7 separate regions of the Homo sapiens genome follow, and all the other regions are linked to region 2. A link is a loop called in an ENCODE intact Hi-C map of the cell type or tissue named here. Cell type or tissue: GM12878. All regions are shown on one strand. Each heading gives the region's core, and the rest is flanking DNA. Links, peaks and the distances in the headings are about the cores only.

What was found. Peaks named below come from ENCODE experiments on the same cell type or tissue, not always from the same donor. Only the 100,000 strongest peaks of a DNase experiment are listed, where the experiment ranks them.
Region 1: a loop joins it to region 2, with 6 times the contacts of the local background. A loop is called at or near these places in 11 of 110 quality-filtered maps.
Region 3: it touches region 2 in a loop (5-fold over the local background); 3 of 110 quality-filtered maps call a loop at or near these places.
Region 4: it touches region 2 in a loop (5-fold over the local background); 7 of 110 quality-filtered maps call a loop at or near these places.
Region 5: it touches region 2 in a loop (4-fold over the local background); 3 of 110 quality-filtered maps call a loop at or near these places.
Region 6: a loop joins it to region 2, with 6 times the contacts of the local background. A loop is called at or near these places in 52 of 110 quality-filtered maps.
Region 7: a loop joins it to region 2, with 12 times the contacts of the local background. A loop is called at or near these places in 7 of 110 quality-filtered maps.

Annotation. Positions count from the first base shown.
Region 1 is chrX:57,927,647-57,931,969 of GRCh38, reverse strand. It overlaps the pseudogene MYCLP2. Among named protein-coding and RNA genes, the nearest start is that of ZXDA, 19 kb to the right of the region's middle. In GM12878, for the core only: a CTCF peak has its summit at 2,392 (motif pointing right); no DNase peak of the experiment used is centred there.
Region 2 is chrX:56,801,140-56,805,462 of GRCh38, reverse strand. All of the region lies in intron 2 of NBDY (negative regulator of P-body association), which reads right to left. Among named protein-coding and RNA genes, the nearest start is that of NBDY, 74 kb to the right of the region's middle. RefSeq lists an enhancer at 1,881-2,020. In GM12878, for the core only: CTCF peaks have their summits at 1,745 (motif pointing left) and 2,408; DNase peaks (open chromatin) are centred at 1,732 and 2,468; H3K4me3 peaks cover 931 bases; H3K27ac peaks cover 2,264 bases.
Region 3 is chrX:57,812,785-57,817,107 of GRCh38, reverse strand. LOC124905232 (a long non-coding RNA gene) reads left to right here. Exons shown (of 2, transcript XR_007068362.1): 2 at 1-481. Among named protein-coding and RNA genes, the nearest start is that of ZXDA, 96 kb to the left of the region's middle. In GM12878, for the core only: no CTCF peak of the experiment used is centred there; no DNase peak of the experiment used is centred there.
Region 4 is chrX:57,592,559-57,596,881 of GRCh38, reverse strand. It overlaps ZXDB (zinc finger X-linked duplicated B), which reads right to left. Exons shown (of 1, transcript NM_007157.4): 1 at 1-4,323. The coding sequence ends at 2,422. Among named protein-coding and RNA genes, the nearest start is that of ZXDB, 2.7 kb to the right of the region's middle. RefSeq lists silencers at 3,994-4,183, 4,244-4,323. In GM12878, for the core only: no CTCF peak of the experiment used is centred there; no DNase peak of the experiment used is centred there; H3K4me3 peaks cover 1,504 bases; H3K27ac peaks cover 217 bases.
Region 5 is chrX:57,284,427-57,288,749 of GRCh38, reverse strand. It overlaps FAAH2 (fatty acid amide hydrolase 2), which reads right to left and starts at 2,044. Exons shown (of 11, transcript NM_174912.4): 1 at 1,733-2,044. The coding sequence starts at 1,924. In GM12878, for the core only: no CTCF peak of the experiment used is centred there; a DNase peak (open chromatin) is centred at 2,059; H3K4me3 peaks cover 792 bases; H3K27ac peaks cover 481 bases.
Region 6 is chrX:56,976,560-56,980,882 of GRCh38, reverse strand. It overlaps a transcript of SPIN3 not described here. Among named protein-coding and RNA genes, the nearest start is that of SPIN3, 17 kb to the left of the region's middle. In GM12878, for the core only: a CTCF peak has its summit at 2,516 (motif pointing right); a DNase peak (open chromatin) is centred at 2,562.
Region 7 is chrX:58,023,984-58,028,306 of GRCh38, reverse strand. No RefSeq gene overlaps it. Among named protein-coding and RNA genes, the nearest start is that of ZXDA, 120 kb to the right of the region's middle. In GM12878, for the core only: a CTCF peak has its summit at 2,102 (motif pointing right); a DNase peak (open chromatin) is centred at 2,136.

The DNA of each region.
Region 1 (4,323 bases), core at 150-4,149, 1.1 Mb before region 2:
ATGTTGCCTTCTGGGACATCTTGACAAAAAATATTTCTCAAACATGAAGAAAATAAATATAATAAAAAAGAAATGTCTGTGGGATCAGATGACTGTTCTTGATTTTACCGTTTCCATTTCATAAGCCAAGCTTATTGACCCCTTCCTACCTGCTAGTCATTGAGTCTGAGTTGACCAACTCAAAGATGGAAATATCGAGCCAGATGGTAACAAATTCTCCATGAATCGATTGTTCAGTTTTGACAGAATCCCAATTGCAAGCCATTAGCTGCTTTTCAAAAGGGATGTACCCTGTAGCCATATTAGGGAGGCAACAAGTCCAGTTCCCCAAGGGATCTCTCTGGGTGTTGACTGCTTCCCCTTGCCAGGTGCCCCCATCGGCAAAATCATCAGTTACACAGATTTGTCCTGTATGTAATATTCAAGGAGTTGATTGAGGTTCTGAGCCTCTTTTTCGGTGGCAGGTTGTATGAAGAGACGTCAATTTTTTCCTGTTAGAGGGATCTAATGTTGTGAATTTGCCTGCTTAGTCCCAAGAGATTACTTGGCAAGCAGGCCCCTGTATTTGGGAGCATAAATCAGCCACCCTTGCTGACAGATATGTAATAACACTGCATTGAGGACCCTTGAGACTGAGACTTCTAGCCGGCCAGCTGACACAATTATTATGTATATAGTGAAAATATTGAACATTAGAAGGTAGAGACACTAATGCTAAATCCTGAGCCAACCACTGCTGACAAATCTCATTGGAGTTTGTTCCACTAACACTTCCCTCTACCTCTGTCTCTCTGTGATGGGGATGACTTTATATGAGACCTGTAGAATGAGAAATTACAAGCATATGACCCATCAAATCCTGCCATTTATAAGTAGAAGCAACAAGAACAGTTTATTCAACTTTCCCAAAGGCGTCCCTGTACAAAGTCATATTGGCTTCCAAACCCCACTGTGAACCATGCCCAAACCCCAACAATTGCTTTTCTGGACTTTTTTCCCTTAAATGAACTCAGACCTAGAGTTCACTACAGGAATTTCAGGGGTTACAGCAAGAGCTGTTAGGGGATTTCCCTATGTCCAGGCCAGAATGTAGGGATTGCAGGGGAGTCTTGGGATGAGGCGAGGGGTGGGGACTGTAAGCCTTTTTTGTAATCCCTCTGGCTCTTTGCCCCAGCTTGTATGCTAAATCCTCTCCTGTGTACCTCCATTTGTGCAGAACTGTAAGGGCTCAGGGATTCTTCCATTCTGTCCCTTGATTTCCCCAGCAGCTCTGCTCCACAGTCTTGGTGCTTTCATCTACCTCATACCTATTACCCCTTCCCTCCACTCCCCAGAAAATCAGATAAGATAGTGTCATGGGAGATTATATGTAACAGTTCTGTGAACATGTGAGTCCGTCCCTTTCCTGAAGTACCCTACCATGCATATGCCTTTTAGTCTGTCTTGAGGACAGAGAGACTTCTGGCTCACCACTAATCATCTTTCTTCTTATAGCACCTGAAGTGAGAAAAGGAAGAGAACCAGGAGTTAGGAAATGCAGAGAGAGAGAGAGAAAAGACTCTGTCTATACTAGTAAGCAAGGCATGTTTGCATTTGGTTTCCAGTAGCCAGCAGTGTGGTTCAACCAAACAAACTTCAGATGGTTTTTTTTCCACTGAAAACTCTATATCTTCACTGCTGACGCCACTTATTCAGGTTTGGCAAGTCATTGACTCAGCACCATGACATCATCCCTTCTTCCTCCCATGCAGAGGAGAGTGAACAACAACCAAACCATGATTCAAACAGCTTGGTTTAATTCTGCATCCTGCCCCTCAGCTTCATTAATAGGTAGGAGAGTGAGTGGGGAAGGGCCTTTAATGCACTTAGTGCCAATCCATTCGGGAAAAAGCATTTGCTCTCCAATCCCGAGGAGTCTTCTCATATCCCCTAACCAGGCCAGTGAAGCACCCTTGTTTTATCACTTTCCAGAATGCTATGTTTCATCTTCATTACCAAAATTGGCAAGAAATGTGAAGAGTTTGAGACTGTACCCTACTTGCAAGCTCACAAACTAGCATACCTCAGTTTCACAGATGTTGGCAGAATATATGAGATTCTTGGGTCAGAGTTTGTTTTGGTTCATGTTTGCATTAATTCCCCTTGCCCTCTGCCCCAAATCACACAGGAGAAATGAGGAGCAGCCAGTCAAATGTTGACATACAAGTATTCTTCAAACTATAGTTAGAGACAAAAGCTGTTACAATAAATGTAGAAAGGCCATGGACAATTATCTCAACAATATCTGACCATTGTTTCTCCACTATCTTGGCTTCTGACAAAGTTTGCCATTAAGTATGTGTGTTGATTTTCTGGATATCAGGGCTGAGCAAGGAAAAAGTCATGACCATTAGATGGCAGTAGCACACAACATGCTTTATTTGGTTGGCCCTTTGAAAGGTTTCAGGAGAGTGGAACTTCCCTCACAGCAGGAGACCTTCCAGAGGCAGCAGCAAGAGGCCACCACCCAGAAGAGGAAGAGTTCAAGGCAACTTCCAAAGGAGAGAAGAATTGGACAGGAGGCTCATGTGTCTATGGGATGTTACTCAGCAGCCAGGTGTGGAGTCTCTGTGTCAGAGAGTTCCCATGGGCATCAGAGGCTTGGGGCTTTTGTCCAGCCCCAGAGTATGTCCTATCTACGGCTAGCAGATGGTGTGTCTGGTTTTACAGAGGGTGCAATGTGGGTGGGTTCTAAAGGGCCAAAAATGTGCTTACTGGGGGCCATATTTAAAGCAATTGGGTGTGTAAACATTTGATTTTAGTTCCAATGAGCTTTGAGCTAATGGTCTTAGCTGTCTCTGAATATAGGGAACAAGATACAAGGCACCATCTAAAGATATTAATCCACTTATTTAACAGTCCATGCCTTGGCCCCATGTTGTTTTACAATCTAAGTTGTATGCTATTTCATGGAGTCTCAGTTGGGAGCCAGCGATGAAGCATCCTCAAGACCCAGAATGCTATAAGGCTACAAATTAGGATTTTAAAAGCCAGTTCTCAGCCAATCTGCCCACTTGGGCAGCCAGTAGAATAAATTTGAAAGGAGACAATTTTGTTTTGACCAGTCCGTTTAGTCAATAGAGTGGCATTTATATCCCCTTTGGTACATGACCCCAGCTATCTGTAAAACTTGGTGTTATCTACGCACATGCAGGAAGATAATTTTAGCAAGCACACAGCCCCTGTGCCCTGTGACCCCTCCAGCAGCCTGACCTAGGGCTATGCAGTTATCTCACACCATGGCCACTAAAGTACAGTGAGATTCAGCAAAGAGTTTCAGTCCTTGGGCTGTTTATCTAATTTCTGTGGGTAATTCCTGCAACATGGCTATGTGTTTCTCTTAATTGTGGTGTGCTGTTCCACACATATGCTGTTCCTACTGCCTCCAAAATTAGTGATCCTAGGGAAGTTAGTACCATGAGGAACTATTTGGAAAGCTCATTTGTGACATTGGGGAGTCACATCTAGTGTGGTTTGGTGGCGGAAAGTACTTGAGGGAGGGGGTTCCACTGTTGAATAAAATTCTACTGGAATTTTGCACCAATCCCAAGTGCAGGAAATATTCTTCAGGGTTGGATGAGGAGAAGATTGTGATAGGGAAGCCATCTGATTCCTTTACAGGACCTCCAGGCTCCCTCTGCTGCCTGAATTCTCTGTTCCACTGAAGGGAAGTTCACATGGCTTTGTGAAGTTCCAGAAGTTCCAGGTTGTGTTAATAGGAGCAGAAAATGGTATAGTCAAACAAGCTTGTGTTATCCACCTTGCATTCAGCACCTGGGTTAACTAAATTTGTCATGGGCTCAGCCCACCATTGTCTATACATTTACGTGAGATAAGTCTCTGGATAAGGTTATTGAATGTCAACGGTTAGGAGAATCGGCTCATCTAAATAAGTGAGGTATATGATGCAGCGTTGCCAGGGAAGAAGTATTACACTATATTTTCTAAAATCAGGTTGGCAGAAGCAAGCCCTGCATTAGGTTAGATTTACCATTTTATATGTTGCTGTGGCTAAGGCTATAGGCACGTTTGGTGTAGTTGGCAATTGCATGTTCCTCCTTGCTGTGACTGTTGTGCATTGTGCTTGAGTTTCCTGTTGATTGCCAATAATAAATAGCATTGATGTGTTCCCATGAGTGTGGGATAGGTTTTGCAGGTGTTATTGGCAGTCCAAGAAGAACGTTGTTAGTCTAGCCACACACCAAATTAGATTCTGAATTATGAGGCACTCGCATATGAGTGAACAAAACAGGTAAACCAAGTATTTTTTAAAAAAATAGATAT
Region 2 (4,323 bases), core at 127-4,126:
TGGGATCCAGGTTTTACGGGAGGTGCCTGGGCCTACACTTTTGAGTGACTATGGGTGAGGATACATGTATGTGCCTGAGGATGTATGGAAGCACAGATAAAGACAGGAAAAAGGTGAGATGTGATGGGAGTTAAATGTTAAAAATGAGGACCTCTGACATTCAGACTCCCAATGCCACCCCGAAGAACTCTGTCCAGATCTTCCTGCATTCCTTTCTTCTTGCATTTTCCTTATGCAGGCACTGGAGGTGCCCCCATGGTGATTACTACACATGAGAAAAGGATCCACATTTGTTGACAAGTGACAGAAAGGGAGTGATTCCTGTTCCATGGTACTGTTGCCCTTCTTCCTGGAATGCCCTGAGAGTGCAAGCCCATGCATGAAACTGACGTTCGTGAGAGTAGGTCATACCCCTCTGAGTGTGGGAATCATAACCTGTAGGGTGAATTTTCTCTCCTCTAAAGCTCTGCACGTTCCCAGTGCAGCCTACACATCCAGGAAGACTTGTAACAAGCGAAGAAAGAAAACATTTGCAATATTCTGAGATGGTTGTGTTCCATGCTGCTCTCCAGTCACTGAGAGGCATGGGTAAGACATGCAACCTTTAGAGCAATGAGGCCACAGCTTTGCATCTCAACAAGTGTTCTGTATGAAGGACCCATGCATGGCTTTCCCATTTCTGCCTGGAGACCCAAAAGGGGTGGCACAATTTGTCCTCCACTGTCTCATCCATTTTCCAGGCTGAATAATCTGACAAGCAATAGAATTCAGCTTGAGGAGCCCAGAGTGCTCGGTATCAAACCAAGGAACAGCCACCTCACCATCTGCAAAGACACGCCAGCCTCAACCTTCACTTCCATGCCCAGCACAGGAACACAGAGGAGGCCCAGGCGAAAGTGAGCATGGCTGGGGCCTGGCTACCCATGTATTTGGCAGAATGACTAAGATGCCCGGGGAATTAACTGGTGAGCCATCACATTCAGTGAGCACACATGCTCCATCAGCTATGCCAAGTGGCTTTCTCTAGGAGAGCCGCCTGTGGAAGCCACCCAGAATACCCCTCCTACTCTTGGGCATGGATGAGTGCCTGGGCTCCAGTGAGAAAAGTAGCTGAAGGCCTGGGACAGGTGTCCAATCTGTCGAGTCTCATCCTGACAGACACCTGGCCCGACCTTCTTCTGCTAGAAGGGTCAACAATCTATGGATGCCTGTTGGACCTGGGTGCTTTTGATCCAAGCTTTTGTCCCTTCCCCAAGAAACAGTGTGTTCCCTATTTACAAGCGTAGTGCTCACAAGCAGGCAGCCTGGTCTCCTTAGGAGGCTTGTGCAAATTCAGAGAAGTAATCAGCAGTGGCCTACAAGCAGGCCCATGCACTCACACACCCCTCCCCCATACCCCTTCACATTGCCCCCAGTGCGACCTATCCCCACCATGCCACAGCCCCAAGGGTGGGATTTCTTGAGGATAGGCTCCTCTGGCTCACTGGGACCCCTGCCCAGAGAGGAATCCAGAGGGAAGGAGGGAGGCAGAGAGCCTTTCGCATGTTGCAGGTTTCCCCAAAGAGACCATGTAGGTGGGGAGTCCTGCTGTAGATGAGGTGAGCGCTCCTTGGCCGGTTTCTTTCTTTCTTTCTTTTCTTTTTGTTTTGTTTTGTTTTGTTGGAAGCAAAAGGAGAAAGAGAAAAGCAAGGGAAATAAGTGACTGCCATTTCTGGAGCCACACTGCCATCCAGCGGCAGTTGTTTCTGAACACGACCGGCTGCAGGGATACTTGCCTTCTGACAGGCACAGACTTCAGCGAGAATATGTCGGGCTGGGTGGACTCTGACTAAGCCAGAGTTTCCCCCATCGCGGTTTTAAACCTTTGAAGGAAGTGTGCCTGCCATTTGGACCCCACGGAGAAGCAGCTAATCTAGAGGCCCAGGGACAGAGCAGCCAGGCAGCCCCAAGACCAGTCAGTCCAGAGTGCGGAGGTGCCCTGGCAGCCATCTTGAGGTGGGCTTAAGGGAAGCCACTGACTACTGACGGCCGAGACTGGGGTCGTTTACACTGGTCTCTTTTGTGGGGAGTTCTGGGGTGCCCTTGCCTGGAATCACGCTGGGGCCAGAGGTCCCCTATCCTCCCAGTGAACCAAGGAGCTGTGGGGTGCTGTGGGCGGGACGACTCCTGCCCGGCAATTCCTGGAGATGGCCAGGGGAACCCATGGAGGGCCGCCCCTTCCTGCCCTTTTTTCGGAGAGGGCTGTGGAGCCCGGGTGCCATCCTGGTAATGAGCAAGGGCAAAGGGCCAGCCAGGAGTTCCTCTCTCGTCCAGCTTCAGCCTGGGGGCCCCACACCGCCACCATCTCTTTCGTGCTCCTGGGATTTCTCCAGCACTCATGCCCAGCTGCCTCCAGTTTCCAGAAACAGATTCCGCTCGATGGCACTATGGCTCTACAAAGGCCAACTACAAGCTTAACCCTGCCCCTCCAATCCGACGGCCTCCACCCTTTCCAATGTGAAAAAAAGAAAAGGGAAAGAGAAACAAAAAAAAGACAGGGAGGATAAAAAGGAGCCAGCCACCTGGTCTCAGGTTGACCACCAAACTTAAGGGACCCTACGACCTAGGACCAGTAGGCAGGAGACACTGCGGAAATCCTCTTTATGCCGCCAGCCTTTGCTTTTCCTTTGGCCCTCTCCAGGTTTCATGGCTCATGCTCATGCAGAAAAATAGAAGACAAATGATACATAATCATGGCCACTGGGAAACCACAGGAAGACTGGGATCATGGGGCTGCCGCCCCAGGACAAGGTGCTGGTCACCCAGCTGAATTACCCAAGGTTTTGCTGCAGGACTGGTGGTTCTCCCAAAGCCTGGAGCTCCAGATAGAGTTTACCACCTTGGGCTGGCACATGGAGGTCACCAAAATGAGCGAACAGCTCAACAGGCAGTCACAGGGCGTGTGGCAGGAATCTCCCTCAGAGGGGATACTCAGCAACTGACTGAAGTCTGACTCTGTGCAGGCTGTCCTGGCTTTCACATGGGGTGGGGGGGAGGGGTGACATGAGGGTGGCTTAGGGGAACTGGGGAAGGCCACCACGCAACACAGATTCCCATGGCATCACAGAGGGCCAAGGGTCCCAAGGGGACTGTCTGCCTCTACCCAAGGTGTGGTCCCTTTTTAAGCAGGTTGACCCAGGAGGCTCCAGTTTCACACTGGCTGCTGGGGCTTATCTGATAACAGACTTCCCGCATTCATTCTCAGGAGAAGGCCTTAGGTGCCCAATCAACAGCATAATGACCCAGGCCTGGAGCCAGGAATCCTCACCCATAGCCCATTGCCTGTGGCCGACTGAGAGCCTTTATGGGAGAGTTCGTGGGCAGTCTGGTGGCTATGGCGACACATGTGTGTGTGCGTCTGTGTGGGTGAATGCTTGAGCCCGCACCCCTGGGCCTGTGTGAGGATTTGTGTGTGTGTGTGTGTGTGTGTGTGTGTGTGTGTGTGTCTATGAGTTTGTGAGTGTGCATGTGTTAGTGTATGTCTTTGTGTCTGTGTGTGTATCTCCCTGTGCATGTGTGTTTGTGATTATATTTGTGGTTGTCGGGGTTTCCCTGTGAGTCCATGTGGTTGTGTCTGTGTCTGTGGTCTCTGGGTGCCTGCCTGTGTGAGTGAGAGTGGGCAAATGGGCACGTGGGAGAGACAGCCTGCCTATACACACTGAAATCTGGATCGTTGTGTTCACATGGCTGGATTGAAAGAAAAGACAAAGGGGGACAACTTGCCAAGGCTCCTGCTGGCTCAGGATTACACATTTAGAGCATCCACAAAGAGAATGGGAAAGAATGGTGAGCCATGAGGAACAGGTTAAGGGGTGGGTTCATGGTGACATTTCATGAAAAGTAACACATTGGCGCCTTTGTGGAACACCAGAGGGACTGAACTGGTGACCTTCATATCTGCTCCTTTAAGAACAAATGAGGCCTTTCTCACTTTTGTTCTGCAAAGGGGCATCCTGCATCACCAGGAGCAGAGGAAGAAGCAGTCTCAGTATAATGCTTGACCCGCCAAGAGCCAAAAGTGAAAGGAAAAAGAGAAGAAAGAAGAGAAAAATGAGAAGGAGAAGGAGAAGGAGTAGAAGAAAAAGAAAAAGAAAAAAGAGGAGGAGGAGGAAGAGGAAGAAGAACCAGAAAGACAATAAGAACAAGAAGTGGCAGCTTCACGCCACAGCAGCTGTCCTGAAGGACCTAGTTCAGGGGTGCCTCACTGCATGGTGGCATACACAACAAGAGGCAAAGAGAAACCTGTGATGTCCCGGTGAAAGGACACAACACCAAGAAGCTTCT
Region 3 (4,323 bases), core at 68-4,067, 1.0 Mb before region 2:
AAAGGTTCTCAGTGGAAATATCCTTTAATAAAAAGCAACCCTTAAAACATTTTTTTTCTAACAGAAAGTGGCTTGAAAAATCAGACTAAGCATTGATATGTAAATGCCAGTGATTAGAAACCAGGTCCAACCAACATGGCAGTTCCCTCCCTCTTCTCCTTTTCACCATGTGTGCCAGGTGTGATGGCCACCTCCAGATAACACCACGTGTGCAAGACATCATGGCGACCAGCATTTGCATATTAAAAGACTAGGGTGAGAGGGCCAGGTTTTTCATGGGCTACATGAATGACACATCTGGTCACACCAATCCCCTGGGCCCTATGCAAATTAGAAACCACCTCCTTTAGCCTCTGAATATAACCAACTACGTTTCCACCACATGTGGGGTTTTTCTCCATTCAGGGCCCCCCTCCCTCTCTATGGAGGGAGCCTTTCTTCTTCTTTCTTGCCTAATTAAACTTTCCACTTTTTAAAACCACTCCATGTGTGTCCATGTCATTTACCTAATTGGCACAAGAAAAAGGATCCTGGTGTGGATAGCTGAATAGGAACAGCTCCAGTCTACAGCTCCCAGCATGAGTGACATAGAAGATGGGTGATTTCTGCATTTCCAAATGAAGTACCAGGTTCACCTCACTGGTACTTGTTGGACAGTGGGTGTAGCCCACGGAGTGTGAGCCAAAACAGGGCAGGGCATCGCCTCACCCAGGAAGTGCAAGGGGTCAGAGAATTCCCATTCCTAGCAAAGAGAAGCCGTGACTGACAGTACCTGGAAACTCAGGACACTCCTGGCTTAATACGGTGCTTTTACAATGGTCTTAGCAATTGGCACACCAGGAGATTATATCCAGTGCCTGGTTTGGCGGGTCCCATGCCCACAGAACCTTGCTCACTGCCAGCACAGCAGTCCAAGGTCAAATTGTGAGGTGGCAGTGAGGCTGGGGGAGAGGCGTCCACCATTGCTGAGGCTTGACTAGGTAAACAAAGCAGCTGGGAAGCTCAAACTGGGTGGAGCCCACCACTGCTCAATGAGGACTTCCTGCATCTATAGACTCCACCTTTGGGGGCAGGGAATAGCTGAACAAAAGGCAGCAGAAACTTCTGCAGACTTAAGCACCCCTGTCTGAGAGTTTTGAAGAGAGCAGTGGTTCTCCCAGCATAGGTTTTGAGATCTGAGAATAAACAGACTGCCTCCTCCAGTGGGTCCCTGTACCCTGAGTAGCCTAACTAGGAGACACCTCCCAGTAGGGGCCGACTGACACCTCATACAGCCAAGTGCCCCTCTGAGATGAAGCTTCCAGAGGAAGGATCAGACAGCAATATGTGCTGTTCTGCAATATTTGCTGTTCTGCAGCCTCTGCTGGTGATACCCAGGCAAACAGGGTCAGAAGTGGACCTTCAGCAAATTCCAACAGATATGCAGCTGAGACACCTGACTGTTAGAGGGAAAACTAACAAACAGAAAGGAATACCATCAACACCAACAAACAGGATGTCCACACCAAATCCTCATCTGTAGGTCACCATCATCAAAGACCAAAGCTAGATGAAACCACAAAGATGGGGAGAAACCAGAGCAAAAAAGCCAAAAATTCTAAAAATCAGAGTGCCTCTTCTCCTCCAAAGGATCACAGCTCCTCGCCAGGAATGGAACAAAGCTGGACAGAGAATGACTTTAATGACTTGACAGAAGTAGGCTTCAGAAGATGGGTAATAACAAACTTCTCTGAGCTAAAGGAGGATGTTTCAACCCATCATAAGCTAAAAACCTTTAAAAATGATTAGACAAATGGCTAACTAGAATAAACAGCACAGACAAGATGTTAAATGACCTGATGGATCTGAAAACCACAGCATGAGAACTACATGACGCATGCACAAGCTTCAGTAGCCGATTCGATCAAGTGGAAGAAAGGGTATAAGTGATTGAAGATCAAATGAATGAAATGAAGCAAGAAGAGAAGTTCAGAGAAAAAAAAGAGTAAAAAGAAACGAACAAAGCCTTCAAGAAACATGGGACTATGTGAAAAGACCAAATCTACGTTTGATTGGTGTACCTGAAAGTGACAGGGAGAATGGTTGGATATTCAGGATATTATCCTGAATTATTCTTCAGGATATTATCCAGGAGAACTTCACAACCTAGCAAGGCAGGTCAACATTCAAATTCAGGAAATACAGATAATGCCACAAAGATACTCCACGAGAAGAGCAAATGCACGACCCATAATTATCAGATTCACAAAGGCTGAAATGAAGGAAAAAAAATGTTAAGGGCAGCCAGAGAGAAAGGATGGGTTACCCACAAAGGCAAGCCCATCAGACTAACAGCAGACATCTCACTAGAAACTTTACAAGCCAGAAGAGTAGGGGACAATACTCAACATTCTTAAAGAAAACAATTTGCAACCCAGAATTTCATATCCAGCCAAACTAAGCTTCATAAATGAAGGATAAATAAAATGCTTTACAGACTAACAAATGTGAAGAGACTTTGTCACCACCAGGCCTGCCTTACAAGAGCTCCTGAAGGAAGCACTAACCATGGACAGGAACAACCAGTACGAGCCACTGCAAAAGCATGCCGAATTGTAAAGACCATTGAAGCTAGGAAGAAACTGCATCAACTAACGGGCAAAATAACCAGCTAACATCACAGTGACAGGAATAAATTCGCACATAACAATATTAACATTAAATGTAAGTGGGCTAAATGCTGCAAATAAAGGACACAGACAGGTAAATTGGATAAAGAGTCAAGACCCATCAGTGTACTGTATTTAGGAGACGCATCTCACAGGCAGAGACACACATGGGCTCAATGCTGCAAATAAAGGACACAGACAGGTAAATTGGATAAAGAGTCAAAACCCATCAGTGTACTGTATTTAGGAGACGCATCTCACAGGCAGAGACACACATGGGCTCAAAATAAAGGGATGGAGGAAGATCTACCAAGCAAATGGAAAGCAAAAAAAAAAAAAAAAAAAAAAAAAAAAAAAAAAAAAGCAGAGGTTGCATTCCTAGTCTCTGATAAAACAGACTTTAAACCAACAAAGTTCAAAAGAGACAAAGAAGGCCATTCCATAATGGTAAAGGGAGCAATTACACAAGAAGAACTAACTATCGTAAACATAGATGCATCCAATACAGGAGCACCCAGATTCATAAAGCAAGTCCTTAGAGACATACAAAGAGACTTAGAATCCCACACAATAATAATGGCAGACTTTAACAACCCACTGTCAACATTAGCTCAATGAGACAGAAATTTAACAAGGATATCCAGGAATTGAACTCAGCTTTGCACCAAGCAGACCTAATAGACATCTACAGAACTCTTCACCCCAAATCAACAGAATATATATTCTTCTCAGCACCACATCACACTTATTCCAAAATTGACCACATAGGTGGAAGTAAAGCACTCCTCAGCAAATGTAAAAGAACAGAAATAATAACAAACTGTCTCTCAGACCACAGTGCAATCAAATTAGAACTCAGAACTAAGAAACTCACTCAAAACCGCACAATTACATGGAAACTGAACAACCTGTACCCTGAACGACTACTTGGTACATAACAAAATGAAGGCAGAAATAAAGATGTTCTTTGAAACAAATGAGAACAAAGACACAATGTACCAGAATTTCTGGGACATATTTAAAGCAGTGTATAGAGGGAAATTTATAGCACGAAATGCCCACAAGAGAAAGCAGGAAAGATCTAAAATTGACACCCTAACATCACAATTAAAAGAACTAGAGAAGCAAGAGCAAACACTTTCAAAAGGTAGCAGAAGGCAAGAAATAACCAAGATCAGAGCAGAACTGAAGGAGATAGAGACACAAAAAACCCTTCAAAAAATCAATGAATCCAGGAGCTGGTTTTTTGAAAAGATTAACAAAATTGATAGACTGCTAACAAAACTAATAAAGAAGAAAAGAGAGAAGATCAAATAGATGCATAAAAAATGATAAAGTGGATATCACCACTGATCCCATGGAAATACAAACTACCATCAGAGAATACTATAAACACCTCTATGCAAATAAACTACAAAATCTAGAAGAAATGGGCAAATTCCTGGACATATACACCATCCCAAGACCAAACCAGGAAGAAGTTGAATCCCTGAATAGATCAATAACAGCCTCTGAAATTGAGGCAATAATTAATAGCCTACCAACCAAAAAGAGTCCAGGACCAGATGGATTCACAGCCAAATTCTACCAGAGGTACAAAGAGGAGCTGATACCATTCCTTCTGAAACTATTCCAATCAATAGAAAAAGAGTGAATCCCCCCAACTCATTTCATG
Region 4 (4,323 bases), core at 226-4,225, 790 kb before region 2:
TATGCACAGAACTTCAATGTACACTCAGTAAATGTTAGCATTTGAAGAAAATGTGCCATGAGGAGAATGTCTGAGGGATAATGGCAGGAAAAAGATATATCCATTATAAAAGAGGACAGAAAGGCATAGCAAGGATGGGGATGTGCAGGAAAGGGAGGGGAGAGGGAAGAAAGTAAACTGACCATAAAAGAAACCAATTCAAATGGAAAACAGCGACTAACCTTGACACAGGAATGAATCATGAAGGCTGGATGGGTAGACTGGGAGGGGTGAAAAGAATGTATATTCTTTGTTTTAAGCTATATATAAAATTGTCAGATTTAGCCAAAGCCTAGTTGGAATGGGAGTTGGCTAAATTACATGAAATGTAACACAGACATTGCCAAAACTACTTCACAGGGTTGTTCTGAACAACGAGACACAAATTGTGAAGATGTTCCCCAAATTGCAAAATGCTACACTAATGTAAGACAGATAGTTTACACAATATTCCAGTTCAATCTTTCCTTTCAACTCTGGGAAATTACAAGTGCAAACAATGAGATCTACAGAGCACAGAAAGAAAAAAACCTCCACTGCTCCATTATCAGATTTTCAGGGAACAGCAGGCTTCACAGTCACAGAGAAGCCTGACTTTCAAAACAGAGCAAAGATGGTGACAAACTGATCGAATGGAGAGATACGCTCTTATGCATGTGGGCAATGTCCCCACTCCTGGTATTACCCACAGCAATTCTTAGAGGGAAAATTATTCAGTAGAGGGAAAATTATTCAGTAGAGGGAAGAGGGAGTAAACAGATTCCCTTGCCTACTTCACCCTAAACTTCATAAACCTCTTTTATCTGCACATGAATAAGATTAAACTACTCCAATTATTGTCTTATAAAAGGAAGGACTGAGAGGATAAAAATGGTACAAATTCACCAACATATGCCAAAACACAGAGTATCTTTCCTTAACATAAGAAACAGGAAGAGAAGAAAATTTAACAGTGTGTCAGGTATGTGTGTGCATTGTTATAATCAGTTAAAAGCTAGAAAACTGAAGCTTAATAACTAATTTATTCAAGGCCACTTATCCAACACCACAGAGCCAAAATTTAGCCCTGGGTCTGTTTCATGTCAAAGTCCTGGCTGGCAATTTCCACAAAACTGCCTTCCATCATCAAAAGAAGTTAGGAAGATAAACAGTGAGAACAGCCAACACATTTTTTTGCTATCTATTTTTTCTTGTTAGTTCTATGACTATTTAAGAAAATATTTTGGCATTGAATAATATTTCTATTACATAGCATTTCCTCCTTTGCTAATGCTTAGTAACTCTACAAAGATGACTCATCATATCAGAAGCATCATGAATTAATGCATTTATCTGCAGCAGCTGCTAATACCACAAAAAGAGAGAAAACCACAGATTATGCGCCACCTACTAAATGAACACAACATAACCTATGAAACATTCATGCCAAAAGCCATGTTTCAATCTCATCAAGTCTCTAGACATAACTAGCAAATTAAAGAAACAGAGGATAGAGGAAAGCAAACATTACCATAGGGATGCAATTAGCAAAACTTAAATTGTGGCAAATGCTACATGTGAAACAACCTCATTTCATAAACAAAATCGCAAGGAAAAAAAGAAAGATGAAAGGGAAACATACGGATTAAGAAGACACTTAGGAGATTTACGGGATTCTACTAATTAAAAATAATAAAACAAGTAGCATTTATGAGGCAATTGGAAGTTTGAACCCTCACTGGATATTTACTGATATTAAAGAATTACTGTAAATATCACTTGCGATAATGGAATTATCATTTTTTTCCATATCATCCCATAGCTTTCAGAGATATATAAAGAATATTTATGGATAAAATGATCAGATGTCTGCTATTTGTTACAAAATAATACTAGAACATGGGGAGTGAGTGAGGCTAAGTTAAAAAAGATTGTTCATGGATTCATAATTGCTGAAATTGAGTGAAAAGTACATGGATGTTCATCATAGTATGATGTAACATTATGTATGTTTGCCAAAAAAAGAACATGTCAGGGCTGGGGGGGCAGTTAAAAAAAAACGCATGCCACATCACTGAAAAACGTCCTCATATTTTTCAAGGAAAGAAATGTATTATCAAGGAATCACAGAGCAGAAAGACCTTAAAAGCAATCTATTCAAACCACCTCAATTTATAAATAAGGAAATTAAGGCTCAGATAGGTTAACTGACTTGCTCAGGGTCACACAACTTGTCAGTTCCAAACTCAAGATCAGAATTTAAATCTCCAAACTTGTAGTCCAGGGCTGTGCTCTTTTTGCAAACCAAAAAGAAATGACTGCACTTAAATATTTAGTCCAGAATATCCTCAAAATTGACTGTAATAAAAGTAAGCCACATGATGAGGAATGAATAGAGTTGGTTCATACCAAAAATGAGCTGCCAGTCACAGTGATAAGATCTGTTTCTTTCTGAGAACCATGGTTTCCTGCTGCATTGGGGAATCCAAACTGGGTTTCTCCCTCCTGTCCAAAGAAGTCAGAGTCAGGATGTACGTTCCACTCCGCTTTGGTTGGTGTCAGTAGTTCTGAGACACTGTTTTCACAAAGGGTGCTCGAAGGAGTCAGAGCATCTGTGTCCACTGTTAGCTTACTGCTGGGTGTCAAAGCCTGAGGCTCTGGACTGGAGTTTTTCATGGCCAAAGAGTCCAGAGATCCCAATGGCCCCACACTTACACTTGAGACCTCATCCATATTTAAGGAGCTCTGCTGAAAACCAGTGGCCGCCGTTCCAAAAAAGAGAGAGGTATCCAGACTTTGAGGAGGGTCGCTGGTGGCCATCAAGGACGGAGGGTCCACAGCCTGCCCTACGGAATTATTATTATTAGCAGGGAGGTGCCCTGCCAGAGTCGAGCTCACAGAAGCCACATCAATAGTCAAGATTCCAGAGTTCACCAATGCTGTGTCCAGCAATGCAGCAGAAGTACTGTCAGGTACATCAGAGAAGAGAGACACTATCTCTGCATCACTGAGATCATTCTGTCTCTGGCTGGTAAGTTCACTGCTGGGTGTGAGAGAATTTGCTGCTTCTAGCTGAGCTAAGAGATCCTGGCCCACCTTATGCCTTTTAACCATGTGCGTCTTCATGCTGTGCTTGGATGTGAAGAGTTTATTACAAGAGGAGATCGGGCAACGGCTTTTCCAAGTGTCCACATCCTGCAGGTGTTTCTTGGAGTGAATGTAGAGGCTACTGCGAGCAGAGAACCTGGCACAGCAGCCTGCCACAGGACACACGAAAGGCTTTGTGCCCAGGTGGGTTATGCTGTGGCCTTTCAGATGTTCCGCCCTCGTGAAAGATTTCCCACAGCCTTCCACAGGGCACATGAACCTCCGGTCATCGTCGTGCTTTCTTTTGTGCCTTAAGAGTTTGGACATGCTAGTGAAGTTCCAGCCACAGCCATCAAAGTCACAAAGGAAAGGTCTCTCGCCGGTGTGACTCCGCAGGTGAATTTTCAGCCTACAAGCCTTGTCATATTGTTTGCTGCAGCCAGGAAAAGAGCAGGAAAACAGTTCCTGTTCCCTGAAATGGGCGCGGTTATGGGAAAACAGAGCACTCACTGTGATAAATGTCTTCTTGCAGCCAGAAAACGCGCACTGGTAAGGCCTCTCCGGTTCGAAGTGGCTGCGCTGGTGGGCGCTGAGTTTGGCCTGCGTGGGGAAGCTCTCCTCGCACACCTCGCATTTGAATGAGTTCTCCTGCTCATGGCCCTTCATGTGCGCCTTGAGGTTGTACACTGTGGTGAAGCTCTTGCCACAGCCCTCTGCCGGGCAGCCAAAGGGCCGCAGTTTGTCGTGCGACTGCAGGTGCCTCTTGAGCTTGTAAGAGGTGGTGAAGGTCCAGCCGCAGCCACCCAGGGGGCATTTGAAGGGCCTCTGGCCCTGGCTGCTGCTGTGCGTCAGCAGGTGCACCTTCAGCTGGTGCTTCTTGGCGAAGGTTTGCCCGCACTGCGCCTCGGGGCACAAGTACAGCACCACGCCTGGGCCGGAGCCCAGCGGTCCGCGGGGGCCCAGGGCGGCGGCCGGGCCCTCCGCCTCCTCCTCAGGCGCCGGAGCTGGCGCGGGTTCGGCCGGCTCAGCTAGCAGGAGGTCTGGCGGCAGCTCTGGGCAGTCACCCGGGTGCGCGGCATGCGGGAACCCAGCTTGCGGGGCGATCAGACACCCGGGCTGCTGGGCAGGAGCGGCCCCTGGCTCCCAGGCGTGTGGTGGGGGCGTGGCCAGGGTGAGGACGCCGTTCTCAAAGCGCAACAGCAGGTCCTGGTTGTGGAT
Region 5 (4,323 bases), core at 234-4,233, 480 kb before region 2:
CATTTAATTCATCACAATAACTCTAAAAGGTAGATTCTATTATCAAATCCATTTTTCTTAAAGGACATCAGAGACACAAAAAGTTAAGAAATGCTTTTAAGGCCGGGCGCAGTGGCTCACACCTGTAATTCCAGCACTTTGGGAGGCCGAGGTGGGTGGATCACGAGGTCCGGAGATCAAGACCATCCTGGCTAACTCGATGAAAACCCGTCTCTACTAAAAAATACGAAATATTAGCCGGGCATGGTGGCGGGCGCCTGTAGTCCCAGCTACTCGGGAGGCTGAGGCAGGAGAATGGCGTCAACCCGGGAGGCGGAGCTTGCAGTGAGCGAAGATCGCACCACTGCACTCCAGCCCAGGCGACAGAGCGAGACTCCGTCTCAAAAAAAAAAAAAAAAAAAAAAAAAAAAAGAAATGTTTTTAAGATCACAGAGCTAGATCGTAGAAAAGCTAGGATTTCTGAACCCAGGGAGTCTGACTCTAGAGTCCATCCTTCTAATCATTATGTTACACAATCTTCTATGTGCCAGGTTCTTGATATGTATTATCTGCTATTGGTGTGGCACAAGGTCACAGAGCCATGAACAGACAGTCCAAAATTTGAAATATATCATCTTTCTACTATTAGGTTGGTGCAAAAGTAATTGTGATTTTTGCCATTAAAAGTAATGTCAAAATCTCAATTACAAAATCACAATTACTTTTGCACCAACCGAATACATCCCATTGCCTCCCTAACTGGTAGAAAAGCATGCATGAGTGGGTAGAGGCTGGGGAGGGGGTACGGCAAGAAGACAGGATATGTCTTTGAAAGGTAACCAGGAGTACAATACAAATATTAATAATTCATACATTCAGGAGCACATACTGAGATAGTATTTGCTGCATGCCTATTCTTTGTTAAGTAGTATTGTAGATTCTGGAAATAAAGCAATGACGAAAAACAAATGAAACAGCAGAGAGGTGAAAACAAGCAGAGTATAAATAAACAATACTAGACTGTAGCTCAAGATCTCCAGGTAACCAATCACTTATATGACAGAGATGAATAGTCCTGCCTGCACAATTCTATAGAGAACGAATGAGCTGCTTAATTTTTTTAATTTAGAACTTTCAACAATTTTTGTGCAAATCATTTTACTTCAGTTTCCTTATGCATAAAATATGAATATTGCCTATATAACTGCATCCGTGAAATAGAATATGTTTAAGTACCCAGGCAGAGTATTTCACATATACTATGCAATAAATATATGGTAGACGCAGCTTTTACTATCCTAGACCAAGTACTACTTTTACTTTAAATCAATTTTAAAAAGAATTGGTTGAATGGTAAGCAGCAGGTTGATCTGGGGCCTGTGAGAGACGGAAGAATAGAGAGAGAGAAAGGGAGAGGGAGAGAGAAAGAGAGAGACTGACTTTCCATAGCTGAGAATCAGTTTGAAATTCACACCTGCTTTACCCCACACACAGTAATTATGCACAAATAGGACAAATGGATAGGAAGGACTATGACGGTACCAAAATAGTCCAACCCATGCCCACAGTAAATGTCCTTGGTAAAAATAAACGTACTACAACACCCAGAAGTCTCCCTTCATCCCCAATAAATGCCTCTCCTAAGTCGCCCTAGTAGAGAATGGAAAGGAAACCACAACCACCGCCACCACTAAGCTTCCTGGATCCTGCTAAAAGACCTGTCCCTCCAGCCTCTTCTGAATTGCATTCTCACCTTTCTCTGTCGGATCAGCTTGGCCAGCTGCATCCCCGAAAGCAGAAGCAATGGTTCAGTCACCGGCCGAGGGGTCTTTGAGGCAAACTTTGGACCCCCTAAGACTAAAGCTGCTCGGCCTACTAAGCCTATGAGAAAGCCTAGCGCCCGCAAGAGGAACAACTGAATGCGGGCGGTAAATGAAGGTGCCATCGCAGCCTGGATTCCGCACGGTCCTAGTGCTTGAGGGTTACGTGCACCCTGGGGAAAGGACGAGAAAAGTACTAAGCAAAGAGGGACTTATGAAGCTTTTCGTTTACAAGTCCAGTGTCTACCCACAATTCCACAGGAGCTTGTTTATCATCACCTGCAGGGCTCCTAGCCAGAGATGGGGGCGGAGACTTCCCAGCAGCTGCCTGTGTGCAATGCTACCTGTCGTTAGTGCTGTTGTAACCCAAGACAGAAAATGCGTCATAAGAAAGAACACTGGCCTTGGAATTCCCCAGTTCTGCTACTGTGTAGCCCTGGCCAACCTACACTATATCTCCTAGTCAGTTTACTCATAAGAAAAAAAATGGGAATAACTACTCCTATATCAAAGGGTTACCATAAACACTAGATAATAAGTAAAAACATTTAGCACAATTTATGGTAAATAGTATAAGTGGTAGTTGTTATAGTTTATTTCAGCTGTGCTTGTGAAAAAAGTGTTGTAAGTATACCTTTGTATGCAAATATTCAGTATGCTCAACAAACAACTAAATGGCAAGTATATATATATTTTCCATATGCATATTATTTAATCCTTATAAGATCACTAACAGGTAGTACTGATGAACATCAAATCTCCAGCCCATCTGTCTCCTAAACTGGACACTTGAAATGCCTTTTTTGACATATCCATGTGAATGTCTTCCAGATCGTTCAAACTCAACAAGTCCAAAACTCATCCTTTTGTCCCCCAGACTGCTGCCCCTACAGGTCTACAAATGGAATTTTCATCCACCCAGTCAGCCATGCCAAAAATCTAGAATCACTTCAGATTCTTCCATTTCTCTTATTCTCATGACAGAATCCAGCCCTTCCTTCTCAACTCAGTCTGGCTCAGATCTCACTGAGGTTTACATGAACTTCTACAAATAATCTAGCTGATCACTCTGCCTTTATTTATAGAGTGTTCTTTCTAATATGTAAATCTGACAATATTACACCCCTGCCAATAACTCCGCAATAATTCTCCATTTTCCACAGATTCAAGACCCATCTACTTTGTCCAGCATTCGACTCTCATGACTGGTGTCTGAAAAACTCTATGCTTCATCCCTAACCCCTTCTATCCCTCACATGCTAAGCTCCTGACAAACAACTATCCGAAAGTTCTCTCTTCCCTCCTTATCTTTGCATCTGCTTTCCCAACCTCTTCATCTAGTTCAGGACAAGTACCACCTCCTCCAGTAAGTCTTCCCTGAACTTACAACTGGGTGTGATGCCACTCTTTTGTAACCCTGCACTCCACAGATTAACAAAATCATAGCACTTACAACCCTCTGTTATGTGTTAGGTTTTTGTGTCTATGCCCCATCTAGATATAAACTCCTCGAAGAACAGGGTCATTCTAATTCCTCTTTGTATTGCCAGAGCCTGACATAGGGCTTGATGAGAAGTCAATACAGGTTTGTAGGCTGAAGGTATGTGATTATGAGATAATGAGCGTTGAAGATAGGGATTCGAGCTTGGCATTTAAGGTCTTGGGTAGGTGAAATGACAACGTCATCCAGGTCACTGTCTTTTCACCTGCAGAACTTAGGTTGATACTGAAAGTGTCATCACAGCACTTCTAGCCTAATTCAAGCACCTGGTAGAAAGCAGGTTAATCATGACAGGCACATCTAGCAGATCCAGTAAAGAAAGCTGATAAAGCAGGTTGTCATAATCTAGGCTCCATTACAGTTCTGAGCAAAACCTGTTAGCTGAGTGAAACTTCCTTACCAGAGAAAGGTTTTGTCAAAATGAAAATATTTACTTTGCCCAACTTTTGTTACTTTATTTAAGTTGTAAATGACAAATATGTGAGCCTGAGGTACAAAGAATGCTCACTGATTGGGCTCTGACCAGACAGACCTGAATCCAAATCCTAGATCCAGCACTCATTATGTTTTTGACCTTGAACAAATCACTTAATGTCCCTAGGTGTGTTTTCTCATCTGTAAAGTAGAATAACAGCTGCCATATGGTGTTATGAAGATTAAATCACATATGGATGTAAAGCTTCTGTTTTTTTTTTACAATCTTAAATATTTTAATTTTATATTAATAGTTAGACCATGTTAAGTATATTGCCATTGTTGGCAACATATCACCAGAACATTTTTATCTTGCAAAATGAATACATACTATACATGAATCGACTACCTGTTTTCCCCATTGACTGGCCCTTTACAAATGCCATTCTATTTTCTCTTTTTAAAAGTGCAACTACTTTAGCTAACTCGTATAAGTGGATTCATACTTTTTATGATGGACTTATTACACTTATCATAAGACCATTAAGATTTATCTTTAAAATAAATGTTAAATTTCCTGCTTTTTAAAAGCTGAATAATATTCCAGGT
Region 6 (4,323 bases), core at 214-4,213, 180 kb before region 2:
ACTTAGATGTACAGAAGATTGTTAACTGGGTATATGGAAATTAAGAATGTAAGCATATACAGACAAGGACTGGTGGTAAGGACAGAAAAATAGAATTTAAGAGCTGTGCGGGCCTTGAGATTGTCTAGTCTCCCTCCTCATTTGTACAGAGTATGAAACAGGTCCAGAGAGTGGAAAGGGTTTAAAGTAACAGTAAAGTCCTATAGGAGTCACATCTTAAATCAGTATGTCTGACTCCCAAGCCACGCTGCTACTGCTGCTGCCCCTTCTTCTTTTGTCCCTTTTTTTTTTAATGAAGGAAATTAAAAAAGAGAGATACATTTTTAGTTCTTATTTTATTCCAACCCCATTTTTTTCCTTTGTCGCTGAACTGTAGTTGATATGTCCTTCCTACTAGTTTATTTTTTCACTATATATGTATCCCCAAAATATATATTGTTTTCATGTTTTAAATTTTTACCCATATAGTGTACTATGCCAGTATTTTTGTGTCCTGCTTTTTTCACTCTATTTTTGTGACCTTTTCATATGGATATATAAAATGCCATTTTGAGGCTATACCACAATGTATATATTCCCAAAGAATGAATATCTAGGTAATTGTTAGTTTGGGATTTTTTGTTTGTTTGTTTGTTTGTTTTTAATTCTTGTTCTAAAATATCCTTACACATTTCTCCTTTTGCACATGAGTTTCTGTTGTGCATATGCCTAGAATTGCTGGGTCATAGGGTGGGCACATCTTCGATTTTGCTAGAGAATACCAAACTTCTCTTCCGAATAGTTACATTGGTCTGTCAGGTGGAACCAGAATCTGATCTGAGTACGTCACAAGATTTAGTGAGGATCCAAGCAGAACTAGAGTGTGAAAACACGTGTGAAGTTGTTGACAGTGCTGTGTCATGAATCGTGAAGGGGCAATTTTAAGTCAGCATATGGACAACAATGGTCATAGGTAGACACTGGATAAATGACCAACTTGTCCTATGAACGAGGTCTTAATTTTATCTACCTTAGGACCAAGTCCAGAGAATCAGCAAAAATGATTACATTTAATTATATCTTCATGTTTTGTGAGGGCTTTAGATCTGATATAAACATACAGGAAAAAATCCTTTTTAATAAAGCTGGAAGAGACATAATAGCATCAGTTTCTAGGCAGAAAATCAGCCCTATACAAATTCTAAAGGCCGGTTACAAACTGGACATGTTTTAACATGGTTTAGAATGTTTTCACCGAAAAACTAGCACTGTGCCTTTGTCTCTGAGAAAAATAGATAAATGTGTCAATTATGTGTTTACAGTTTAATTCATATTCAGTTATATTTTGCAGCTTAAAAGGCCACTAACAAAAAAATAGAACATAACAAAATAAATCTCACTTGGAATACTGGTTGTTTTGTTTGCTGTTTGGTTCTTTTAGTGTACTTTCCTTTTTACTGTGTTTTTGTTTCTGGGTTAAGATGGTGGCAAACTGGTGATGCTTCATCCACTTTTACTCTCTCACTGAATAATCCATGATGGACTGGAGAATCTCAATGATTGGTTCACCATACTCTGGCAGAAATTCCTACTGACTGCCATATAGGTAGGGCTTGACTAAGAAACTCTTGGTAACCAATGCAGACTCAGACCTCTTGAAAAAAAAACAGCAGGGCCAAGCTGGATAAAAGCCAAAATTACTATGTTTGCCAGATTACACTATCAGGTTTTGTAGAACAGCTAGGACTCTCATATACCTAAAGATAGTGAAAAGATGTATAGAGATTGCTGAGGTTGGAAATATATGTTGAGTTTAATCTAACACTGTAATCTACAATGGCCTTTCAATGAAGGTTTAAGGAATTTGGAATCTGTTCTGCAGGCAGAAGGGAAAGTACTGATGATTTTGAGCAGTGACAGTAGGATCAGATGCATGCTTTAAAAGGTCCAGAAGTATAAAGGGTATATGTATATTAGGGCTGGAGTGGCTGGAGGCTGGGAGACAAACTTATTGCAAGACTCCACATAAGATCATATTTACCTCACTGAGTCCTGTCCTCAGGTAAATACTGTTAATTAAAAGGGTTTCACCATTTACAGAGCTTTCAGATTATTTATCCTTAATATTATTATCCCCACATGTGCTCATGAGCAAGCCTCTCAGGATCTTCTGCTCCAGTCTTGTGACGGTAGCATGTTCCTGCTTCTGGTGGTGCTAAACCCTGGGCAATCATCTCTCCTAGGAACAGCTGTTCTTCATGGGTGACTGCTGTGAAACCAACAGGATGGCCTCTTTTCTATTTAATCCTAAGAGTGGGCATAAGGTAAGCGTTTACAAGATTTTACTGAAAGTTTTGGAATGTAAGAAGGAAAATGCTACACTGAATATAATTACAACTATTCAGGCACAGACGCATCCCAGAGTCTCCTACCAAGTTGACTCTCCTGTCTGTCTTCCTTTTCTGCCTTCACTTGGCTTCAGACAGCTCACCTTCCAACCACTGGAAGTGTTTATAGCATCTCCACATCTGTCCACAAGGTGGAGTTCAAGGCCAAATTTTTCACCAGCTCCAGATACTGAAAGGAGTACTTTTTCTTCATTCATAGTCAAGGTAAGGCCTGCCTCCTAGGTCTTCATTTCCTGTTCATACATTGAATCTGACAGTGGCAACATATTCCCTTTGGAGGAAATTCTGTCTAGGCCTAAAGCAGTGTGGTCTAGCTTTATGGTTTGATTAAAGACAATCACACAATGTCCCATATATTTCCTACATCACATGTAGGCCATCAACAGTCTGATCAAGGTTTGGCTATGTCAAGTCCAACACAGCTCCTAGGTATCAAATGATCATAAACTCTGGAGGTTCACTCTCACTCATGGCACCTGTCTTAGCCTATTTTCTGTTGCTTATAACAAAATACCTGAAAATTTATTTAAAAAAATAAAATGTATTTCTTACAGTTCTGGAGGCTGGGAAGTTCAAGATTGAGGGGCCACATCTGGTGAGGGCCTTCTTGATGGTAGAAACTCTCTGCAGTCCTGAGGTAGCACAGGGCATCACATGGCAAGGGGACTAAGTATGCTAACATGGTAGCTTAGGTCTCTCTTTCTCTTCTTATAAAACCACCAGTTCTACTTCCATGATAATCTGTCAGTGGATTAATCCATTCACAAGGGCAGAACCCTCATGTTCCAATCACCTGTTAAAGGCCATACCTCTGAATACTGCCACATTGGAGATTAAGTTTCAACATAAGTTTTGGAGGGAATATTCAAACCATAGAAGTTCCTTTCTGTGTATTTTTATGCATGCATGTACACATGTGTGTAGAGACACAGAGAGGACCAGAGAGGCAGAAAACGCATATATACACCTGTACATTAAATCCATCTATGTGCACATATACGAAGTTGTAGAAATAGAACCATAGTATATATCCTCCTCTATAAATTTTTCCACTTAATAGAACGTGAACATGTTTGTAGGTTCTTATATGCAGAGTTACTTCTTTGTATAGTATTCCATTGTGTGAATAAAGCATAATTTATTTAGCAAATCCTTGTTGATATATATTGGGACAGTTTCCAAAATGTGGTTATTATGAACAATGCCACCAAGAACATTGTCATACACATTTATTGTGTACTTATGCATGAATTTCAATAGTGACACGTTAATTCAAATATTTATTTCTTATCTTTCCAGGTAAAATATTGGGTAGGTCCTTTGGAGTTCTAGACTCAGTTTGAGATTACAGAAGATATGCTCAACATCCTCCTTTGACCTGGTCCCAGTTTCACCATATTTGCTAGATGCTTTATAGTCTCTGGTAAGGAGGTGTACAATTCTCTGATTTTATTTCAGTTTTTAGGGAATTTTATTTTGTTCATTTCAACAAGAAAAATTACATAAACAGGTAACAGCTCCACTCAAAGCTGTTTTAAATGAACAAAATATTGGACTTTGTGAACAAATATGATACTTTTTCTTTCTGCAATTATTGGCTAGCAATCTTATTTTACTAAATCTATACTGACAAATTTAATTTGGTCCATTTATTTGAGTTTAAAGACTATTTCAAACTCTCCCCAGTGAAACAGTCATGGGCCATTGCTATCCTCAAAAGAACTAAATATATAAATAGCAGCTTTCCTCAAAAAAGATGATAAAGTCTTCTTTTCCCTTTAGAGCATAAATTTCAGTGGCAGGTAAAACTATTTTAGCAACAATATGCTCACTTCTTCCATGATATGTTTTTCTTCCCTACTAAGTTGAAAGTTTTTCTCAGTTTCCATAGCCACTCACAAGTTTTTCTCTACCTAACTGAAGTTGCCCTCTTCTG
Region 7 (4,323 bases), core at 104-4,103, 1.2 Mb before region 2:
CTAGAATACCTAGAAAAACAGATTCCTGGAAACATACCACCTCCCAAGAGTAAACCAGGAAGAAATCAAATCCCTGAACAAACCAGCAATGAGCTCCAAAATTGAAAGAGTGATAAAAAGCCTACCAGCCACAAAGGCTCAAGAGCAAACAGATTCACAGCTTAATTCTACAAGATGTATAAAGATGAGCTGATATTCTTTCTACTGAAACTATTCAAAAAAATTGAGGAGAAGGAAATCCTTCCCAACTCTTTCTATGAGGCCAGAGTCATTCTGATATCAAAACTTAGCAGAGATAAAACAAAAGCAGAAAACCTCAGGGCAGTATACCTAATGAACAGAGATTCAAAAATTATCAATAAAATACTGGGAATACAGCAGCACATCAAAAAGCTAAAGCACTGGGATCAAGTAGACTATATCTGTGGGCAGCAAGGTTAGTTCAACATGTAAATTAATAAATGTGATTTATTACATAAACAGAACAAAATAAAAACCACATGATTATCTCAATAGATGCAGAAAAGGATTTTCATAATATTCAACATGCTTCACGTAATAATCCTCAATAAACTAGGCATTGAATGAATATAGTTCAACATAGTAAGATCCATCTATGACAAACCCACAGCCAATATCATACTGAATGGGAAAAAGCTGAAAGCATTCCCTTCTGAAAATCACCATAAGTCAAGGACAGCCTGTTACCACTCCTATTCAACATAGAATTGGAAGTCCTGGCCACAGAAATCAATCCAGAGATAGAAATAAAAGATATCCAAATAAGAAGAGAGGAAGTCAAACTATCTCTGTTTGCAGATGACATGATTCTATTACTGGAAAACTCTATAGTCTCTTCTCAAAAGCTCCTTGGCCTGATAAAAAACTTCAGCAAAGTTTCAGAATACAAAATTAATGTACAAAAATCAGTAGCATTCCTATACACCAACAACTTCGAAGCTACAAGCCAAATCAGGAATGCAATTCTATTCACACTAGCCACCAGAAGAATAAAATATCTAAAGATCTCAACAGTAAGAATTACAAAACACTACTCAAAGAAATCAGGGACGACACAAAGAAATATAAAACATTTTGTGTTTACAGATAGGAAGAATCAATATCATTAAAATTACCATACTGCTCAAAGCAATGTACATATTCAATGCTATTTCTATCAAACTACCGATGACATTCTTCACAGAATTGGAAAAACTATTTTAAGATTCATATGGAATCAAGAAAGGCTTGACTAGCCAGGAAAATCCTAAGTACATAGAAGAAAGCTAGAAGCATCATGTCGCTTGACTTCAAACTTTATTACAAATATATGTCACATCTGATTATTGTCTTAATTATAGTCTTGGCTCTTTAGACTGTGTTTTCCCTTACATTTTAACATGCCTAATAATTTTTTTTGATGTTGAAAGCTGGGCATGTTTTATTGGGAAATTAAGACTGAGACAAGTAGGACTATAGTGCAGGAATTTATGTTTATCTAGCTAAGAGTTCAACTGCATTTTACATTTTTTTGTTATTGTTGCTATGAATTTCTTCAGTGACCTTGTTTTTGTCACCCCCTTTTTCCCCTCTTTACTTTGTATCTTTATTTTTCTTTTCTTCAAGGAGTCTGTCTCTTGCAACTCTCCCAGTGATAGTTCTCTGTTATATTCATGCCTTGTTATGGTGTCCGTAATATGTATTGAAGAGATGTTCATTAATGTTATAATTAAGCCTTGGCTTTTAGAGTGCACAGTAGCTCTATCTCACAGGGATGTGTCTCGAGTGTTTCATCTTCCCTCTCTCGGAGGCCTATTTTGTATTTTCCCCCATTCACATTCTAAGCCACAAAAATGTACCCTCCAATATTTACAGTCTGTATATTTAAATACTTCCCTGCCGCAAATTAAGGCCTTTTTTCTTAAGTGAGACAAAGATTATAGTGCTGATGACATTTTCCTCCTTTCAACTTTAATACCGTTTCACTAACGGCCTTTGCTGGTATCCTTTTCTCCTAAAAATTAAACTTGTTTTTTCCACAAGGGACTTAAGCCTATGTAGATGTCACAGTGACTATTTACCACCTTCTCGACTTAGCACCAGCAGAGGGAGCTGTCTTCCAATTGATCTGTTCTTCCCCCGAAAGCCTGTTGAAACTCCTAGGGGGGAAAAAAAAGAGGTTGCAAATGGACATCAACCTCAATACCACTGTGGCCCCCACCAGCTTCGGACAAACTAGCTTGTACTTGGCCTTCAGCAATTCATAGTTATTTTTAATTTTATGTTTCTATCAGTTTATATGGTGTTAACATTTTTTCTTTTTCCTCCAGGAAAGCAAATGGTTCATGTGTCTTCTTCCATGAGCCTTCAGGATTTTGAGACGGTCACATATCCATTGGCTTCAATTTTCTGCTGAGAATTAAGTTTTTAATATTCATGTTTATTAATTTTATTCTGAGTGTACACATGAGCTGTTCTAGATTAGATAAGTTTTCTTACTATACCTCACAGTATGTAATAAGTATGTTGGCTTGCCTTTTGCCTATTCATGGACACTATGGTGACATGATCACCAAGTCAATTGTCCTACATCAGTAGTTAGACACTCTATAGATGAATAAGAAAAAAATATTCCTTTCTGCTTACAAATGGAAAGGGGATAGCTGCTTTCATTCCCTCCTGAAAGGACCTTCTCATTATGCCAATATGCTGGTATATAATAAAATCTCTCCAGGAGCCACACAGGCCCATGTCTCTCAGCTTTTATGACCCATAGATGTGTAAAAGATCAGAGTTTATTCTTCCTAGAAATTCAAATATCTAGAAAGATAGCCACTCCAGAATCTCTAGCACCTCAAATCTTAATTTAGATAACTAGTCCAGGACATAACTCTTTTGTCATCTCTGGAAACGATACAATAGACATTAGCAAATGGCAAGATACCTGTCTCATTATATGTAAATAGTTATTCAAAGGCTAAGGCTTTATCCAAAAAAATTAGGAAGTCTAAAAATATTCTATTTCACCACAGCAGGTTCTTGAAAAATAGTTAACTTTTTGTTTGTCTACTTCATTTCTTGTTAAAAAGTAAAAGCTTCTGTTCTCAACTTCTTATCTGTCTGAACTGAACCCAAAAGTCCTAATCATTTTTTAATGACTTAAATATCATGGTAATACGCAAATAATATATAATTTACCACTTTAACCATTTTTAATTATACAATTTAGTTGTATTAACTACATTCACGTTATTGCATAATAATCACTACTACCCAACTCCTGAAATTTTGTCATCTCAAACTAAAATTTTGTGCCCATTAAACCATAACTCCAAACTACTCCCATTCCCAGCCATTGATAACCACTATTCTACTTTGTACCTATATTTATTTTAATATTCTAGGAATCTCAAATACAAGGAATCATACCATATTTTCCTTTTGTTGGTGGCTCTTTTTACTTAGCATAATTCTTTCAAGGTTCATTCACATTGTAGCATGCCTTGGAATGTTACTCCTTGTAAGGATGAATAATATTCCATTATATGTATATACCACCTTGTATTTATTCAATCAAGCATTGATGGACACTTGTTGCTCTAACCTTTTTTGTCTATTGTGAATAAAGCTGCTATGAACATGGGTTTAAAAATATCTCTTCATGCTTGTTTTCAATGTTTTTAGATATACACTTATACTTTATGATCATATGATAATTATTTTTTTTTTATTTTTTGAGGAGCTCTTAGATAGTTTTCCATTGTGGCTATATTATTTTACATTTTCATCAACAACGCACAAGGGCCTACTTTCTCTACATCTTTGCCAAAATTTGTTATATACTTTTTTTTAGTTAGTATCCATCTTAGTGGGTGTAAAGTAGGATCCGATTTGGAGTTTGATCTGCATTTTCTCAATGATTACTGATGTTTAACATCTGCTTATGTTTTTGTTGAGCTGCAATATATTTCATTTAGAGAAGTGTTCATTCAAGTCCTTCGAAATATATAGTCAAATATTTGTACGTTTCACCTGGGTTTTGTTGTTGTTGAGTTGTAACAGATGTTTATATATTATGACTATTAATTTCTTAACAGATATTTGATTTGCAAATATTTTCTCTCATTCTGTAGTTTGAGTTTTCACTATTGACAGTTTTCATGTACATAAGATTTTAGTACTAATGAAGTCCAATTTATCTAATGTTTCTTTTGTTACCTATGATTTTAGTTTTATATCTAAAAACAAAATTTTCCAAATCCAGCATCACGAAAATTTTCCACAATTATTCCTTCTAAGACTTTGACAGTTTTAGTTTTTGTG